Regions from separate parts of the Homo sapiens genome. Here region 1 is linked to region 2. The links are chromatin contacts, found by Hi-C or POLR2A ChIA-PET in ENCODE. All regions are on one chromosome and are shown on one strand. Each heading gives the region's core, a stretch centred on a gene start or an enhancer-like site at or near the end of the contact. The rest is flanking DNA. Distances are from core to core; before and after follow the strand shown. Region 1 holds the start of WNK3 (WNK lysine deficient protein kinase 3). Region 2 has its middle 110 kb from the start of GNL3L.

Region 1 (4,449 bases), core at 1,914-4,413, 280 kb after region 2:
CTGCCAGGATCTAAATAACTAGAAGCAGATATCCTTACTCCACTCCCACTTACACCCATGCCTGGACATTACCTAAGATCCCCAAACTGTGGTATCACTTGGGTTAAGGGAAATGAACATCAAGAATGATGGACATTGTTTACCTCCCCGCCCCAATAACCTGGTTAAAAAGAGGGCACCGGGTCAGAAATTAAGTTCCAGAAACAGTCACAACTCTACCCATGGTTGCAGTGGTCAGCTAACTACAAACTTTGAGGTTCATTTCAGCTCCATCTTGTTGACTGAAGGAGTTACCATCCTGTGTGGTAGGAAAGAGACCAACAGATAGTAGGGCCATGAAACTAACCTCCTACCCCCACTCCTGTGGGATTTTGGGGTTTAAAAATGATTCCAGTTAAATTTTTTGTAATTTATTGGCACCGGAGCCTCTAGAAAAAAATGAATTAGATTATTGGAAGGATGATTTCCTGGAACAATGTAAAACCAAACTACAAATAGTTAATATAAATCAAAATTTCTGTTTGATGAGTAGGAACATTGCAAATGTCACTTGAGAGTCAGTGGAAACCAGTGGGTAGGAAGGGAATGTTCCCTGTCATACCTTGGTGATTAGCTAGAATTGCCCGCTCCCCTTTCTGCCTACAGTGGCATTTGTGCTGAGTTACAGACCAGATTGTCCCAAACAGAAGAGCACATATGTCAATAAAAGGTCTAAATTGAGAAGGACCTGTATTTGGATGGGGAGCCGACTTGTTTGATTTTCAAATTTCTAAAGGTCATAAAAGTCACTCTACTCAATAGCTTTTTTTTTTTTTAACAAGTATTCAACTATCAAAGAGGTACTGCTCAAAAGAATTAACATCTAAGCAGATTGAAGGGCTAACATTTCCAAGTGTTGTTCTTTATTCATTACCTACATCATCAGGCTCAGAGACAAGGGAAGAGGAGCAGGTCACAACTGAGCTAGATGCCTTTTCATGAAGGTGATGTGTGTGGCAGTGGTGGGAATAGGGTGACACTGAGAAACAGAAACGGTGGCCACAAGTTTCTAGTTGCCATCTCATGGGAGTCAGGACCTACAAAGACTTGGGATAAACTGGTAACCTTTGAAACTTTGAAATTGCCCCTTACTGGTTGTTCAGCTACTCTTCCTCTGTTTTTCCTACACTAGTCAACCAATCAACAGGGAAAAGGGACTATCTTCAGGGACAGTGAGGAAAGGAGCGTGGGAGACCCCATCCATTTTTCAGCTAATTGAGACTTCAGAGACTCTTAAGGTAGAATGGTGAAGCTATTTGGAGAAACCACACCTTGCTCTTTCAAATCGGCCAGGAAGGAAGATCTCCACCATTCTAGTGGCTGGACCTCATAGCCCTATTGTTTCCTCAGCATCTCCCTCCGTTGTCAAAACGGAAAGATGGGAGTTTGAATGTATTAAGGGCATGGTCCGGTTTCCTTACATATTCTGGCAATATGGAAATTAATAAGGAAGGGACAGAGGCAAGAGATAGGGCTACAAGGCCTCCCATCATTATACTCACCCCCCCCTTACAAAGTCAAAGATAAACCATTACACTTTATTTGGACTTTGGAAACCTGAGTTAAATGTATTGATTGTGCTGTTTTAAAGAGCTGAAAAAGACTGAGATTTCTGAGGCCTACAGCAGGAAAAGAAAAATAGGTAGTGGAGAAGGGATAACTCAGTGATAGGGCCGAGGCTGGAGGGCTGAAAGCATTAGTCAGATATTTCCCACACAGCCTCCTAGCTTGAGGGGCATTCGAAAAGAATGCCCTGCCCTTTAGCTGCGCCACCAGATGACTCCCGGGAGATTGAAAAATGCCTCGGCTCTGGAGTGAGCACACCTGGGTTCAAGTTCTAACTCCACAAATAGTATGAAGTTGAGCAATTCATGTCCATTTCCCCTCCTGAGCCTCAATTTCCTCCTCTGTCGGGCCGGGATTATTCATGGGAGAATGACGGAAACAATTCTATACTGCTTCTGGCATAGCACAGGAAGCAGTTTGAAGCCGCTGCGCCGAGGCTAACATGTACCGAAAGCTCGAAGGAGGCAGCATTCACTACCAGCTAGAGGATCTGGGAGTTTTTCAAGGAGGTGGCCGGTGGGAGACACAGAGAGCCAGTCTCAGTGGGAGGCAGCCTTTCCGCATGCGCGCGCTCTAGAAGCCTGGCGGCGGCGAGGGGGCGGGACCAGGTCTCTGAAGGGGTTGCTATGGCACCAAGGGGCCGAGGAGGTTCACCGAACCCTTAAAACCATTGCTCCCTCCCCCACCTGCCACCATCAGGGCCGAGGGCCATTGTTCCCGGCAAAATGGCGTCGGAAATCCCCCTCCCGGTCAGAGGCCTAAGTAAAACTGAGGGTGGGAGTCGGACCATAGGTGGGAAGAAAAACTACAATTCCCAGGGTACATCGCACCCGTCTGCGAGGCGCAGGGCACGTGCCCAGGCCTAGCGGTTACATGCCGTCAAAAATCAGTTTCATAGCTTCCCTTTCCCATCCCTGCTTTGGTCGTTTCCCAGCCCCCGCGCGCGCGCACTGCGGTCCTGGGGGGCGGGGGAGACATGCCGTGGCTGTTGCCCCCGCAACGTAACTGGGAGGCCAGTATTTGTAAATCGGTGCTTCGACTTCTAATCCCAAAGCCGGCAGGTATGGGTCTCGCGAGAAATCCCGGGAGTTGGAAAAAGGGAGTCAGGGGTGGCGGGCGAAAAGGTGCCGGCGGGTACCACCTCCTAACAGCGGCGCTACAGCATTCAGAGGCTCGCGGAGACCCAAGGGTGGGCAGTGGGGGGCTAGGAAGTAGTGTGTGCTTGGACTTTTCTTCTTCTTCTTCTTCTCTGAGGGGAGAGGGTAGAGCAGCTGAGAGAGAGCGAGAGCGCTTCGGAACACACAGGAGATGTCGCGCGTGCTTCCTCTAAGAGATTTTCTCTTTGGAATGGGGAGAAGCCTTTCTCCTCGACGCGCATCCCTCTCTCCCGCGGCGCCGAGGGGGGCGGGAGGCGTGCGCGCACTCTAGTTGGCTGGCCACTCGGCACCTCGCTGCGATAGGGGCGGTTCCGAGTTGGGGCTGCTCCGTTGGCTTTCTCCGCCCCTCCCCCTCTTCTGTTCTCCCCTCCCTTCCCCGCCCCCCCTCCGCCCCTCTCTCCTACCCGTCCGAATTCCCTGGCTGGAGTACGCGTGCGTCTGCTCAGCTCCGGGCCGAGCGCGAGCTTGGGCTCGTACCCCGCTCCCCTCTCTCCGCCCGCTCTTTACCTACCGGCCGTAGCTGGCCCGGTGGGCTCGCGGGGAGACGCTCGCGCGCGCAAGCGCACACGACGCGGAGCGGAGCTCGAGACATCGAGGAGAGGAGTAAGAAGCATCGGAGGAGGCGATCGAGGAGGAGGCGGTGTGTGTGTATGTGTCTATTCTACGGTGTGGCTCGTCGTGGGGCGAGAGGAGGCTCGAGAGAGGGCGAGGGAGAAGCGAAAAGAGTAAGAGAGTCTTCCTTTGCGAGAGCCTCTAATCTGGTGAGGGTCCCGGGCCGGCCGGGGCGCTAGGAGAGAGGGAGGAGGCCGGGGGGCGTGTCTGGGATCGGGCTGAGAGATGAATGGGCCAGGGATGAATGGAGGGAGGCAGCGGCGGCCAAGAGTCTGTTAGGAGTAAGCGCCCTAGCGGGGGGCGGCTTGACCGAAGCAGGGTGAGTGCCTTCACCAGTCGGTACCGGACGAGGCCGGGCTCCGGGCTAAGGGGCTGTCGAAACTGCTGAATAGGCGGAGAGGAAAATGAACAGGGGGAAAGTGGGGAAGGGCAGGTTTGAGGCTGAGGTGCGTTTTTTGTTTTGTTTTCTTTTTTGTTTTTGATTTTTTTTTTGGTTGTTGTTGAGGGGTGACAACTTTGGGAGCTGATGGAAGACCAGGGGACGGGGAAGGTGAGGAGGATACAGGAGGGGGACAGGAGACGGTTGACAAAGGACTGAGTGATCACTTAAGTGAGATTGAAGCTACTGAAAGGGAAGATCGCTTCGGGTGTGGGAAGTTCAGTTGTATTGATGGGAATAGGATGAAGGAAAGAGTAGATTTATTTCAGAGGTTCAGCTGATGTGTGAGGGACAGGATGGGGTGAGAAATATTGCTGGCTTGTGTAAATGTGTTAGGCTCAAGGAGATTCTGAGGTGTTATTTGGGAAGGGGTGGTGTGTGTTGTGTGACTGACAGGTTGGGGATGGGGAGGAGATGGTATGATAGGTGAGGATGAAAGTGGTGAGGTGGCTTCACTGTACTGAAAGAGGTTTTGTTTGACTAGTTAAAAGTGGTGAAACATTTATATAATGGGGTGGGGGTGGAAATCCTGCACGTGAGTATCTCCGTATCTTGGGGGTTGAGAGACTGTTAAAATGAGACTGAACCCTCAAAACAGATGCGAATAGTATGGCTATTTTTTCTTAAGAGTTACTG
Region 2 (4,968 bases), core at 2,052-4,551:
GAACTTTCATTGGTGTAAACAAAAGCATATATTCATATTTATCTTTATGCAGAAAGATACATGCTTGTTTGTATATGCATGGAAAATGGGAAGATGTAGACAAAACTGTTAACAGTTACTGTCTCTGGAGATTGGTATTAGGAGAGAAAAGCATTGGATGAGAACTTTGTTTTTAGTTTATACATTCATTTATTCTACAAATATTGATTGAACTTACATACCAGCAGTTTTAGATCCTCAGGATACAGATAAGGCTTCTGTTCTCATTTCTGAAGAGGAGGCAGACAATAAACAATTACATAAATGAGCAACGCAATTTCAAACAGTGACAAGGGCTATGCAGGGAATAAAAAGGAGTTTATATGACAGAAAGCAGTGGGGCCAAGAGTTGTGTGGGCTATTTCATACTGCGTGGTTTGGCAAAGTCCTCTCTGAAGAAGTGACAATTGAGTGAAGACAATGACAAGAAGGAGCCAGCCACTGGAAAAGCAAGGGGAAAAGCATTACAAAGAGAAGGGACTCTCTGTTTAAAGCTGGCGAAGGAAAAAAAATTTTTTTTTAAATAAAGAGAAGGAACACTCAGTATAAAGGACCAAAGGTGAGAACAACCTTGGCGTGTTCTGGAAACAGAGGCCAATGTAGCTGGAGCTACATTCCTTTACATTGAAAGGAAATAAATGAAAGGAAGAGTCGAAGGAGCTGATTGATGTTCAGATCAGATTATGTCTGTATTGATTGCTTTTGTTTTTATATGACAAGCTTGTGGTCATTTTTAAAAATAAAAATAACATATTAATGCTTTTAAAAAAAAGATTAAGAGAATCTGACAGACCAGCTCCATCACTGGCTGTGTCACCTTAGTCAAGTTAATCTCACTAAGCCTCAGTTTCTTCACTTGTAAAATGAGGAAAAGTACACTCACCTCAGAGGGCCGAAGTGCAAATTAAATTAAACCTATTTAAAAGGCTGTTTTTGTTAAGACTCTTTTGGATGCAAGGAACAGAAACCCAGTGAAGCTAGATCACGAATCAGAAATCCAAGGGCAGGAAGTGAAGTACAGATAAAGCTTATTAAGCCTGGAGCTGCAGGAAATTTCTGGATGAGGCATGGACCCTCTGCTCTGGAGCTTTACCATTAATGTAATTCATCTGCACTACATGTCTGCTTCTCTCTGTACATCTGCCCCAGCTTCCTCATTCAGCCAACCACCTTGAACTGCTCCCCCAGGATTTTAACAGGCACTTGACCTGATTCATAATGCTGCACCCACCTACCCAGCATCCTGGTCTACTGGACCTGTCAGCTCAGCTCCCCACAACTAACTGGCAACTCTCCTCTGGATCTCTTATTTCACATTCCCAAGAGAGCAATCTGATTGGCCCACCTCATCTTCTAAAGCTGGGCCATACAACTCACAGGTTGTGGGCTGGCCTTGGATCAGGTGCTGTATCCTAAAGGAAGGGTGGATGTAATACATAGTTAGTCCTTGCTTGATCATTTGGTAGGAGCTGTAAGTAGAGCCAGTGCTCCCAGAAGGGGATGTAAAGATGGCCAGTGGCCATCAAAGATAGTGGTGGCATCTCTGATGCATGTGTGCAGCAGAGTGACTGGAACATGGCAGGTGTTCAACAAATAGTCATAATTATTCACGGTAACATTATGCCACCTCTTACAGGAAGCCTTCCCAGAACTCTTAAGGTTCCCAAACTTTTTCACCCAGATCAGGACCCCTACTGCAGGAATCATCCAATTAAGAAATCAATGAAATTTCATTATACAGGACAGACTTTTATGGCCTTCTAGGTATAAAGCACTGTACTGGGCACTGGGAGGAAGGATACACAAATGAATGAGGCCCTTATCCTGGCCTCAAGGAGCTCTGAGGATAGTAAAAGGTAAAAGGCAAACTGAGCCATGAGAAATCCACAGATAGGGAGCTCTGGGAGTTCAGAGAAGGGCAAAAACTGTTGTTTATCCGTATGTATGCCTGTCTCCTGGATACCTCCCTTTAGATGTCCCAAAGGCACCTCGAACTAAATGTATTTAAAACTGATCTCATCTGCTCCCTCCCAAACCTGTTCCTCTTCTCAGATTCCCTGTCTCAGTGAGGCAAGTTCATCCAACCCAGTTGCTCAAGCTTGAAACCTGAGCTGCACCCGCTCACAATGTCAGCTGTTGCAGTTGCTAAAGTTGTCCCCGAACCTTTGGTGTGTGTTTGCCTTGCCCCAAAGGTCAGAACTAATAATAAACTTCTGCATTGCTGCAGGATACGGAAATTAAAACCAGCCTGGAGACAGACAAGACCCGGAGTCCACCAGGTTTGATTTCGGACTTGGCTTCTGATGTCAACGGGTATGATCCCTTTCAGGAAAGCGGGTCGACAAGAGCCTAAAACATGTTTATGACATTTTCCTGGTAATTCTGCTCCTAAATCGATATCCACCCACCCCTACTCCTACAGGAAAAGCTCTAAGCACAAAATTATTCCTTGCAGAGATATATTTTGGTGGTCAAACACTAGAAAGTAGTTTTAATATCCAACAAGAGAAGGGTTAAGTGAATTGTGGCACAGCTGTCTAATGGAACATTCTACAACCATTGCTGAGAGATGACGGCTGTGGAGATTCTATAGCAACAGAGAAAAATTATTATGCCATAACTAAGGATGCAGGGTTGTGTGTACACTCTGACTGCAACAACCTAAAAACTGCATGGCCTCAAGCTCTGCTGATGGACATTTAAAATTTCTCCTCTATTATTACTTTTTAAAAAGGCCTTAACTTTATGTCATGTATGGGTATCTCTGGGTTTGGGGTTTTTGGCTTGTTGTTTTCGTTTTTTCAGTCTTTTCCTTCCGTCAATCAACCGCCTTAAAAATGTGTCTTCTTTGTACCAGGCCCTCCCCGAGGTGCTGGTGATTCAAAGGTCAATCACCCACAACTCTTTCTCTGGGATGTCAGGGCAGAAGAGGAAACAGATACAAAAATAAACAGTTTCAAAAATATATGGGCCAGTCTTTATGGGCCCACTTGTGGACGTACGCAGGCACGGTCACCCCCTGGCGGCCACTCGACTACCAGCTCTTGGGTGGCTCTAACCTCTGGACAGCGGCTTCCACTCTCGGTGGCCAGCCCCAGCCTCGTTCTCCGAGAGAGTCCAAGACTCCTCCCTCTCCCTCCTTCTGGGGCCCTCCATCCCCTAGTAGGCGTCTCAGCCTGGGCCTGGCCCAGACAAATCCGACCCTGTTACTCTCACCGGAGCTCCTCCCTCCCCGAAAGCCTCACTCCGGCTGTGAGCTGCAAGATTACGTCATTGTCAATGGTTCGCATGCGCCCTCACCACTGGACAATTGGCGCACCCCTGCCGCAGGCGGGCGTAGCTTCGGGCTCCGGGGTTCTCCCTTTTCCTTTCCTGATGTTTTTTTTAAAGTGGCGACACACTACTTGTAAGAGACGCTGGTAAACTCGTGGCTTTAGGAGGAAATGGGAGCCAAGAAAAGCTGCAAAGCTCAAGGCTCACGACCGCTTGCTCGCCATTGTCCCACTCACTTCCGAAAGAGATAACGCCCCTTTCCGACTCTTTTGGCCTCCCCGCTCCAAGAGTGAGAATCGAAGCCCCGCCCCGTGAGCGTCTAGTCCCAAGATAACCCAGCTGCGCTTGCGAGTGCAAGTACACTGGGGCGGGGCTGACAGGAGGCTGATGCAATCGAGTCGGGCGGGCGGGGCACGTCGGATGAAAGTGGGTACCGGAAGAAAAGGGGTTATTTCAGCAGGCTTAGTAACCCTATTCAAAGTAAGACCTTAATATATAAGTAAAAGTTCGTGCCTGATTTGGAGAGCTCTTTGACTATTAAATTTTTTTTAATGTAACGCCTGTAATCCCAGCACTTTGGGAGGCCAAGGTGGGTGGATCACTTGAGTCCATGAGTTTGAGACCAGCATGGGCAACACAGTGAGACCCTCCCTCTCTATTTTATTTTAAAAAACATTATTTTAAAGGTATATATCCTATTGGCTCAGCAATCCCATTTCCATATATATACATCCAAGACTCCTAGAGAAGTGTATGCGGATCACCTACAGGGCTTTGTTAAAACACAGATTGTTGTGGCCCATCTACTATCAGAGATTAGGAACTTGTGTTTCTAACAACTTCCAGGGTAATGCTGGGGCAAACTGGTTCAAGACCACACTTTAAGAACCTTAGATCTAGAGGACAAAAAACTGCAAGGAGCCTTATGAACAAGTGTAAGCCGTGCTGATTTGTTGGCAATAACGAAAAATTGAAAGTATCAGTGGGGGCAGGAGATGGTTGATAAACTTATCAGTTTAAAATGGGCTATATATAGGCCGGGCATGGTGGCTGACGGCTGTAATGCCAATACTTTGAGAGGCCGAGGTGGGTGGATCACCTGAGGTCAGAAGTTCGAGACCAGCATGGTGAAACCCCGTCTCTACTAAAAATACAAAAATTAGCCAGGCGCCTGTAATCCCAGCTACTCAGAAGGCTGAAGCAGGAGAAACGCTTGAACCCGGGAGGCGGAGGTTGCAGTGGGCCGGAGATTGCGCCACTGCACTCCAGCCTGGGCAACAGAGCCAGACTATCTCAATTAATTAATTAATTAATTTAATGAGCTATATATAAACTGACATGGAAAGATATCGAAGGTGATGATGATAGTAGTGAGGGTGGTGATGATGATACTTAATGTTTATTGAGCACTTACACTGTATCAGGCACTGTGTGAAGGATTTTACATTTCTTACCTCATTTTCTACAGCAATTCTCAGGAATGTGGACTGTGTCTAATTCGCTGTATATTTTTAGTCCAGAACAGGGTCTGGCACCCAGGATCTTGTCAGTAAATGTTTGTGGCCTCATGTGATCAGATCCAGTCCCACAAGTTCACAGTCCCAAGAGTTTAGGACTTCACAGCCCAAACAATATTTCAAAAAATTGCAAAGGATG

What was found. A loop is a pair of places that touch in the nucleus more often than their neighbours do. ChIA-PET counts read pairs that join two places held with the same protein, here RNA polymerase II (POLR2A). Pooled maps may share reads with other maps.
Region 1: a map of ascending aorta shows a loop between it and region 2 (12-fold over the local background). The contact joins the promoter of WNK3 here to the enhancer-like site in region 2. A Hi-C loop is called at or near these places in 5 of 168 maps with a recorded cell type or tissue (ascending aorta, dorsolateral prefrontal cortex, endothelial cell of umbilical vein and 2 more), 2 of 37 single-sample maps with no recorded cell type and 20 of 50 pooled maps. POLR2A ChIA-PET finds 5 or more read pairs at or near these places in 5 of 52 experiments (B cell, HEK293, WTC11 and 1 more).

Annotation. Positions count from the first base shown.
Region 1 is chrX:54,356,760-54,361,208 of GRCh38, reverse strand. It overlaps WNK3 (WNK lysine deficient protein kinase 3), which reads left to right and starts at 3,163. Exons shown (of 24, transcript NM_020922.5): 1 at 3,163-3,523.
Region 2 is chrX:54,638,129-54,643,096 of GRCh38, reverse strand. It overlaps a transcript of GNL3L not described here. Among named protein-coding and RNA genes, the nearest start is that of GNL3L, 110 kb to the right of the region's middle. RefSeq lists enhancers at 3,153-3,402, 3,693-3,822, 3,389-3,914. Within about 2 kb of position 3,301, at least 40 of the 41 ENCODE cell types and tissues checked have a DNase peak (open chromatin) inside an H3K27ac peak, as active enhancers do; they include B cell, ascending aorta, dorsolateral prefrontal cortex and 2 more, where a contact is called at or near this core.